2 separate regions of the Homo sapiens genome follow, and region 1 is linked to region 2. Evidence: read pairs that join two places in POLR2A ChIA-PET (ENCODE). Cell type or tissue: HCT116. All regions are shown on one strand. Region 1 overlaps ZER1 (zyg-11 related cell cycle regulator). Region 2 overlaps NUP188 (nucleoporin 188).

Evidence for each region. ChIA-PET counts read pairs that join two places held together with the same protein. Peaks named below come from ENCODE experiments on the same cell type or tissue, not always from the same donor. Only the 100,000 strongest peaks of a DNase experiment are listed, where the experiment ranks them.
Region 1: POLR2A ChIA-PET joins it to region 2 with 5 read pairs; 4 of 35 experiments call an interaction of 5 or more read pairs at or near these places.

Annotation. Positions count from the first base shown.
Region 1 is chr9:128,731,917-128,735,916 of GRCh38, reverse strand. ZER1 (zyg-11 related cell cycle regulator) reads left to right here. Exons shown (of 16, transcript NM_006336.4): 14 at 486-583; 15 at 2,389-2,491. ZDHHC12-DT (ZDHHC12 divergent transcript) reads right to left here. Exons shown (of 2, transcript NR_046240.1): 2 at 2,674-3,075. Among named protein-coding and RNA genes, the nearest start is that of ZDHHC12-DT, 9.5 kb to the right of the region's middle. RefSeq lists enhancers at 2,723-3,223, 3,224-3,724. In HCT116, CTCF peaks have their summits at 2,309 and 2,514 (motif pointing left); a DNase peak (open chromatin) is centred at 2,496; H3K27ac peaks cover 298 bases.
Region 2 is chr9:128,963,426-128,967,425 of GRCh38, reverse strand. All of the region lies in intron 8 of NUP188 (nucleoporin 188), which reads right to left. Among named protein-coding and RNA genes, the nearest start is that of NUP188, 18 kb to the right of the region's middle. In HCT116, no CTCF peak of the experiment used is centred here; no DNase peak of the experiment used is centred here.

The DNA.
Region 1 (4,000 bases), 230 kb after region 2:
AGTCTCAGTTACTCAGGAGGCTGAGGCAGGAGAATCGCTTGAACCCAGGAGGCAGAGGTTGCAGTGAGTGGAGATTGCACCAGTGCACCCCAGCCTGGGCAACAGAGCGAAACTCCGTCTCACAAAAAAAAAAAAAAAAAAAAAAAAAAAAAAAACCAGGTCACACGTGCTTCTGTTCCCAGGGTGCCTCTCCCCTCTTCCCCACAGGCTGGGTCTCTGCTCCTTGCTGAGGTCTCCAGCTTTCTGCTCCTCCTAATCTGGGTCCCTTGTGCCTCCCTCATGTGCTTGTGCCTTTATCCTCTCCAAGGGAACCTTGTTGTGCAGCCTGCCAGTGGGATGCAGGGCCAGCTGTCCCTTCTCCCTGGCATCCTGCCAGCCTATCATGGTTGGTCACTAGGATTCTCCAGTGGGAGGAAACCTCAGACAAGAAAAGACACACTCCCCACCCTCAGCATCCACAGTGACCTTGATTTCTTTTCCTGCAGGTCATTTGAACCAATTCTCCGCCTCCTTCCCCAGGGAATCTCTCCTGTCAGCCAGCACTGGGCAACCTGGGCCCTGTATAACCTCGTGTCTGTCTACCGTGAGTGCCAACTTGTCCTGGGTTCAGACACTCATCCAGCTGAAAGCAGATGTGCCCTCAGGGAGTTTGTAGTCCAGGAGGGGGGCATTAATTGCTGCTGTCAGCTTTTGTGCCTCAGAGCAGAACCCTCCACTTTCCAGCGTTTGTGGGACACCCAGCTTAAGGGCTCACTCCTGCCTCATCACCAGAAGCAGGCCTGGCAGGCGAAATACCTGTGCAGAGTTCCTAGACAGCTTTCTTAATGCTTCCCGCTTCCATGTGCAGGAACAGTCCAAAATCTCCATGCCTGCTGGGCTCAGTGGTGCACACCAGCTATTCAGGAGGCCGAGACAGGAGAATTGCCTGAGGTCTGGAGTTTCCAGCTGCAATGACCTATGATCATGCCTGTGAATAGCCATTGCACTCCGGCCTGAGCAACATAGTGAGACCCCCATCTCCAGAAGTAAAATAAAAGTCTCCATGCTGTCTGCATGAAAAAAAAAAAAAACACATACCATCAGCTGGTTCCAACCTGGCAGGTCACCAGAATCACCTGGTAAAAATACAGATAAATCTTAGTCCTTGGATTTGTTGAAAAAGAATATCCAGAGACAGGGCTTAGAAATCTATATTTTTACAGAAATTCCTCAAAGGATCACCATCTTTAGGAGCCACTGGTTTCACTGGTTTGGGTGACATCTTCCATAGAATGAGCGCTGGAGGCCAGGCATAGTGGCTCACACCTGTAATCCCAGCACTTAGGGAGGCTGAGGTGGGAGGATTGTTTGAGCCCAAGAGGTTGAGACCAGCACAGGCAACACAGCGCAACCCTGTCTCTACTTAAAAAAAAAAAAATTAGTCCGGGTGCAGTGGCTCATGCCTGTAATCCTAGCACATTGGGAGGCTGAGACGGGCAGATCATTTGAGGCCAAGAGTTTGAGACCACCCTGGCCAACATAGTGAAACCCCGTCTCTACTAAAAATACAAAAATTAGCTGGGCTTGATGGCACGTGCCTGTAGTCCCAGCTACTAGGGAGGCTGAGACAAAATAATCGTTTGAACCCAGGAGGCAGAGGTTGCAGTGAGCTCAGATCGTGCCACTGCACTCCAGCCTGGGTGACAGAGTGAGACTCTGTCTCAAAAAAAAAATTATATCTATTATATATATATATATATTTTTTTTAAGATTTTATATATATATATATATATTTTTTTTTTTTTTTTTTGAGACGGAGTTTTGCTCTGTCGCCCAGGCTGGAGTGCAGTGGCGCGATCTCGACTCACTGCAAGCTCCGCCTCCCGGGTTCACGCCATTCTCCTGCCTCAGCCTCCCGTGTAGCTGGGACTACAGGCGCCCGCCACCATGCCTGGCTAATTTTTGTATTTTTAGTAGAGACGGGGTTTCACCGTGTTAGCCAGGATGGTCTCGATCTCCTGACCTCGTGATCCGCCCGTCTCGGCCTCCCAAAGTGCTGGGATTACAGGCGTGAGCCACCGTGCCCGGCCATATATATATATATTTTAAGATTATATATTTTATATATATATATATATAATTTTTTTTTAAAAAAAAGAATGAGCTCTGGAAATAAATGCAGCAACTTCAAACCAAGGAGTCACCTCTTGCCTCCCCTACATGGACGCAGAACTCCCACCCATGGGGCTGGGCCCACGTCTTGCCCCCATTTCTAGCACTGCCCCCACCAAGGGCTGTGCCTTCACACCCCCGACACCAGGATAGTCCTCACAGACAGGGTGGGTTTCTGGGCCTCGGGCTGATAAGAAGACCCATCCTGATCCTCTGCTGTCTGCTCCTATCCCACAGCGGACAAGTACTGCCCTCTGCTGATCAAAGAAGGGGGGATGCCCCTTCTGAGGGACATAATTAAGATGGCGACCGCACGGCAGGAGACCAAGGAAATGGCCCGGTAAGAGACCAGCAGTGTGTTTCTGCCTGGAACCTTGGTTTAGGGGAGTAAGGGCATAGCGGGCGCCCTCTGGAGGTTAGGAATGGCTGAAATTCCCAGGGACAGCTTAGAGTTGAGTATGGAGGTTGACAGTGTATTGATGTCCACCTGGGGCCTCTCCAAATGTCATCTCGACCACATTGTGGCTGGAAATTAGATGACCAAGCTCGGAACGGAGCATCAGGGCCCTCGTTTGTAAGCTTAGTTTTCTTTTATTCCCAACAAATTCCATCCTTTTATCACTGGGTATTAGCAAGTCAGGTCAGAACTATTCATTATTTTTGGCCAAAGACATTCCCACTAAAGAAGGGACACAGTGTGGTAAAATACATTCTAGAGATAAGATGAGGCAGAGTGCGAGTGAGTTTGCTGAATGTGAAGATCACAAACATGGTGGAGTCTCGGCCTTCCGTGGCTCTGTGGCTTTCACTGCAGCATCTAAAATGTCACCGCCTCCAGTTCTCGAGTTGATCAGGACACGAGAGACTCTCAGGGATGCGACGTGTCGAAATCGTCGAACGACCTTGTTTTCTCCAGGATTCATTCTAGAAGGGAGAACAGTCAAGCTGACCCGAGCACACTTTTTCATGGCTCTGTATAGAGCAAAAGTTCACATGGAGGAGGGGCCTGAAACTCAGAGGCTCCTCAGCCAGCCACTTCCTGGGCCAGGGGAGGGAAGTGTCAGCTGGTTCTGCTATTATATCTGGCCAAAGGCGCTACTGGCCAGGCGAAGTGGCTCACACCTGTAATCCTAGCACTTTGGGAGGCTGAGGTGGGTGCATCACTTGAGGTCAGGAGTTCGAGACCTGGCTAACATGGTAAAACCCCGTCTCTACTAAAAATACAAAAATTAGCTCGGCGTGGTGGTACGTGCCTGTAATCCCAGCCACTTGGGAGGCTGAGGCAGGAGAATCACTTGAATCCAGGAGGCAGAGGTTGCAGTGAGCCGAGATGGTGCCACTGCACTCCAGCCTGGTCAACAGAGCGAGACTCTGTCTCAAAAAAATAAAATTTAAAAATAAATGGACGGGGCCCACCCCTAGGTTTTCTTTTCCAGTACATCCGGGAGGTGGGAGGTGGCCCTGGAATTTTCATGGTTAACAAGGATTCCCGGGAAATTTGAGAAGCACTGGGTAAGACTGACCAGTTACCTACCACAGTCACTTTGAACATTTCTCCAAGGCCTGTGATGGGAATCTGAGGCACTGGCCTGTCTGACAGCAAGGAGTAAATGACCCTGGACAATGCTTAGGAGAAGGCCCTCGGCCTGTCCACTGACCTCTCTCCCACTCTGGGTATTTGTTTCCTAAAAGGTATTGGGGCATCCCTTTAACACACAGAGGCTGCAGTGAAGCCCCCAAACCACAGGCTTGGTGTTGAATGGGCAAGCTGTCCGGGGTCCAAGGTGACAACCAACAGTGATGGGTGGCAGGGGTCAGGCTGGGGCGGGCGAGACTCGAAATCTGAGCT
Region 2 (4,000 bases):
ACCTTCACCTCACAAAGTGGTGGGATTACAGGCCTGAGCCACCATACACCCAGCTGCAACAATGTATCTTAAAAATTATCTCCTATAAAGGTATAGTAAAAATTTTCTGGACTAGCAGGGTGGCTCACGTCTATAAGCCTAATACTTGAATACTTTGGGAGGCCAAAGTGGGAGGACTGTTTGAGGCCTGGAGTTCAAGACTAGTCTGGGAAACACAGTGAGACTCCATCTCTAGAAAAAGTTTTTAAAAATGAGCCAGGCATAGAGGTGCATGCCTGTAGTCCCAGCTACACTGGAGCCTAAGGCAGGAGAGTCACTTGAGCTGGGGAGGTTGAGGCTGCAGTAGGCTACAATCATGCCCCTGTACCCCAGCCTGGGTGACACAGTGAGACTCTGTCACACACACACACAAAAACCCTCCCTATTTTTAATCCTTTTATTTGCATAATAATTCATTATGTGGATATGCCATAGATTATTCAACCAATACACTCAATATTTTTAACACTACATAGTATTCCACTGCACATAAATGCCATCATTGATTTTACCTGCTCACTTGGATGGATGAGCATTTAGGTTACTACCAATCCCTTGCTAATAAACTCATACTATTCAACTGAAAAAACAACTAGACATTCTTTCCAGGTGTACAGGTACAATCACCAAGAAAGATCATAAGGTAGGCCATAAAACATGAGACAGTAAATTTTAGAAGACTAAAATGACAAAGAATGTGTTCTCTGATAACAGAATCAAATAAAAACATTGAGAACAATAAGATGTTTCGTCTGCTATAGTACTTCACACCTGTAATCCCAGCACTTTGGGAGGCCAAGGTGGTCAGATCCCTTCAGCCCGGGAGTCCAAGACTAGCCTGGGCAACATGGCAAAACCTGCAGCATCTTGTAGTCCTAGCTAGTTGGGAGGCTGAGGTAGGAGGATTACCTGAGCCCAGGAGGTCAAGGCTGCAGTGAGCCGTGATTGTGCCACTAAACTCCAGCCTGGGCAACAGAGAAAGAACCTGTCTCAAAAAAAAAACCCAGATATTTACAAAAAACATCCAATATTTGGACATTAAATCCAGAGAGTCTCACTCTGCGTGACAGTGAGACTTCTAACACATACACACACACAAACACACACACACACACACACACACACAGACACAGAGACAGACAGAGACAGAAATCCATTTAAAAAGGGAGAAAAAACATATACATATATAAAAACTAAAGAACAAGGCTGGGCACACGCACACACACACACACACACACACACACACACACACACACACGGAGGCAGAAATCTATTTTAAAAAAAGAGAGAGAGTCCGGGCGCGGTGGTTCACGCCTGTAATCTCAGCACTTTAGGAGGCCGAGGCAGGCAGATCATGAGGTCAGGAGTTCGAGACCAGCCTGGCCAACATGGTGAGACCCCATCTCTACTAAAAATACAAAAAAAGCTGGGCGTGGTGGTGGGCGCCTGTAATCCCAGCTATTTGGGAGGCTGAGGCAGGAGAATCATTTGAACCCAGGAGGCAGAGGTTGCGGTGAGCCAAGATCACACCATTGCACTCCAGCCTGGGCAACAAGAGTGAAAATTTAAAAAAAAAAAAAAATACACAACAGAAATCAATTAAATATAAAACAGACATTACAATAAAGAAAACTGGCCAGACGTGGTGGCTCACGTCTATAATCCCAGCACTTTGGGAGGCTGAGGGGGCCGGATCACCTGAGCTCAGGAGTTCGAGACCACCCTGGGCAACATGGTGAAACCCTGTCTCTACTAAAATACAAAAAATTAGCTGAGCTTAATAGTGCACACCTGTACTCCCATCTACTTGGGATGCTGAGGCACAAGAATCACTTGAGCCCTAGAAGTGGATGTTGCAGTGAGCCAAGAATGCGCCACTGCACTCCAGTTTGGGCTATAGAGTGAGACTCTGTCTCAAAAAAAAATTTTTTTTAATAAAGAAAATTGAAGACAAAAACTACCATTATCAGAAATGAGTAAGAGCACAGCACTAGACTCTAAAGAGAGTAAAAGCATAAGAAAATAATATGAACAGCCTTATGTAAATAGATTTCACCAATGAAATGAAATGAACAAATTCCTTAAAAGATACAAATTACCAAAACTGTCCCAAATAGAAACAGGAAACTTGAATAGCTCTGTATCAATCAAGGAAAACAATTCAGTATTTAAAACTTTGTTAGAAACTTGATGAAAATTTTAAAAAGAGATAAAAAAATTTTAATCAATAAATAAAAGAATTAAAAACCTTCCCACAAAGAAAACTCCAGACCCAGATGGCTTCACTGGTAAATTCTATCAAACATTTAAGGACAAGCTCCAAAAGGCAGGAGCCATAATAGACAAAACTGACAAAAACATTTATCAAAACTTAAAATTTTGGCCGGGTGAGGAGGCTCATGCCTGTAATCCTAGCACTCTGGGAGGCCGAGACGGGTGGATGACCTGAGGTCAGGAGTGAGACTAGCCTGGCCAACATGGCGAAACCCCATCTCTACTAAAAATAACACAAATTAGGAAGGCGTGGTGGCACATGCCTGTAATCCCAGCTACTCGGGAGGCTGGAGGCAGCAGAATCCCTTGAACCCGGGAGGCAGAGATTACACTTAGCCAACATCGTGCCACTGCACTCCAGCCTGGGTGACTGAGTGAGAGCGTCTCAAAAAAAAAAAAAAAAAAATTAAAATTAAAATGTTGGCTCTTGGAAAGATACAGTCTAGGAGCAGTGGCTCATGCCTGTCATCCCAGCACTTTGGGAGGCGCCAAGGCAGATAAATCATTTGAGCTCAGGAGCTTAAGACCAGCCTGGGCAACATGGCAAAACCATCTCTACAAAAAAAAAAAAAAAAATACAAAAATTAGCCAGGTATGGTGGTACCCGCTTGTAGTCCCAGCTACTTGTGGGGCTGTGACAGGAGGGTCACTTGAGTCAGGGAGGTCGAGGCTGCAGTGAACCATGTTCCCACCACTGGATTCCAGTCTGAGTGACAAACCGAGACCTTGTCTCAAAAAAAAAAAAAAAGAATTAAGGTGGGAAAAGACAAGCCACTAGGTGGAAGAAAAAAGTTGTAAAACATCTATCTGGTAAATAGCTTATATTTACAATACTGTATATAAAGAACTCTGACAATTTGATAAGACAAACATCCACAAAAAACAATGGGATAAAAATGTGAACAGACACTTGACTGAAGAAGGTGTAAGTAAATAAGCACGTGAAAAGATGTTCAACATCACTAGTCATCAGGGAAATGCAAATTAAAACCACAGTGAGACCAGGTGTGGTGGCTCACACCAGTAATCCCAGCACTTTGGGAGGCCTAGGCGGGTGGATCACAAGGTCAGGAGATTGAGACCATCCTGGCTAACACGGTGAAACCCTGTCTCTACTAAAAATACAAAAAATTAGCCGGACGTGGTGGCATGCCTGTAGTCCCAGCTACTCGGGAGGCTGAGGCAGGAGAATCGCTTGAACTCAGGAGGCAGAGGTTGCAGTGAGCCAAGATCGTGCCACTGCACTCCACCCTGGGCGACAGTGTGAGACTCCGTCTCAAAAATAAAAAAAAAAAAAACCCACAATAAGACAGGCATGGTGGCATATGCCTGTAATCCCAGCCTACTCAAGAGGCCAAGCAGAAGGATCACTTGAATCCAGGAGTTCAAGGCCAATTTGGGCAAAATAGCAAGACCCTATCTCAAAACAAACAAACCACAATGAGATATTACTATATACTTATTTAGGATGTTTAAAATTAACAGCCATACCAAGTGTTGGTGACAATGTCAAACAAAAAGAATTCTCATACATTTCTGGTGGGAATGCAAAACGGTATAGCCACTATGGATAAACAATTTATCAATTCTTTATAAAAATTTCATTTACGGCTGGGCATGGTGGCTCATGCCTGTAATCCCAGTATTAAAAATACAAAAATTAGCCAGGTGTGGTGATGCATGCCTG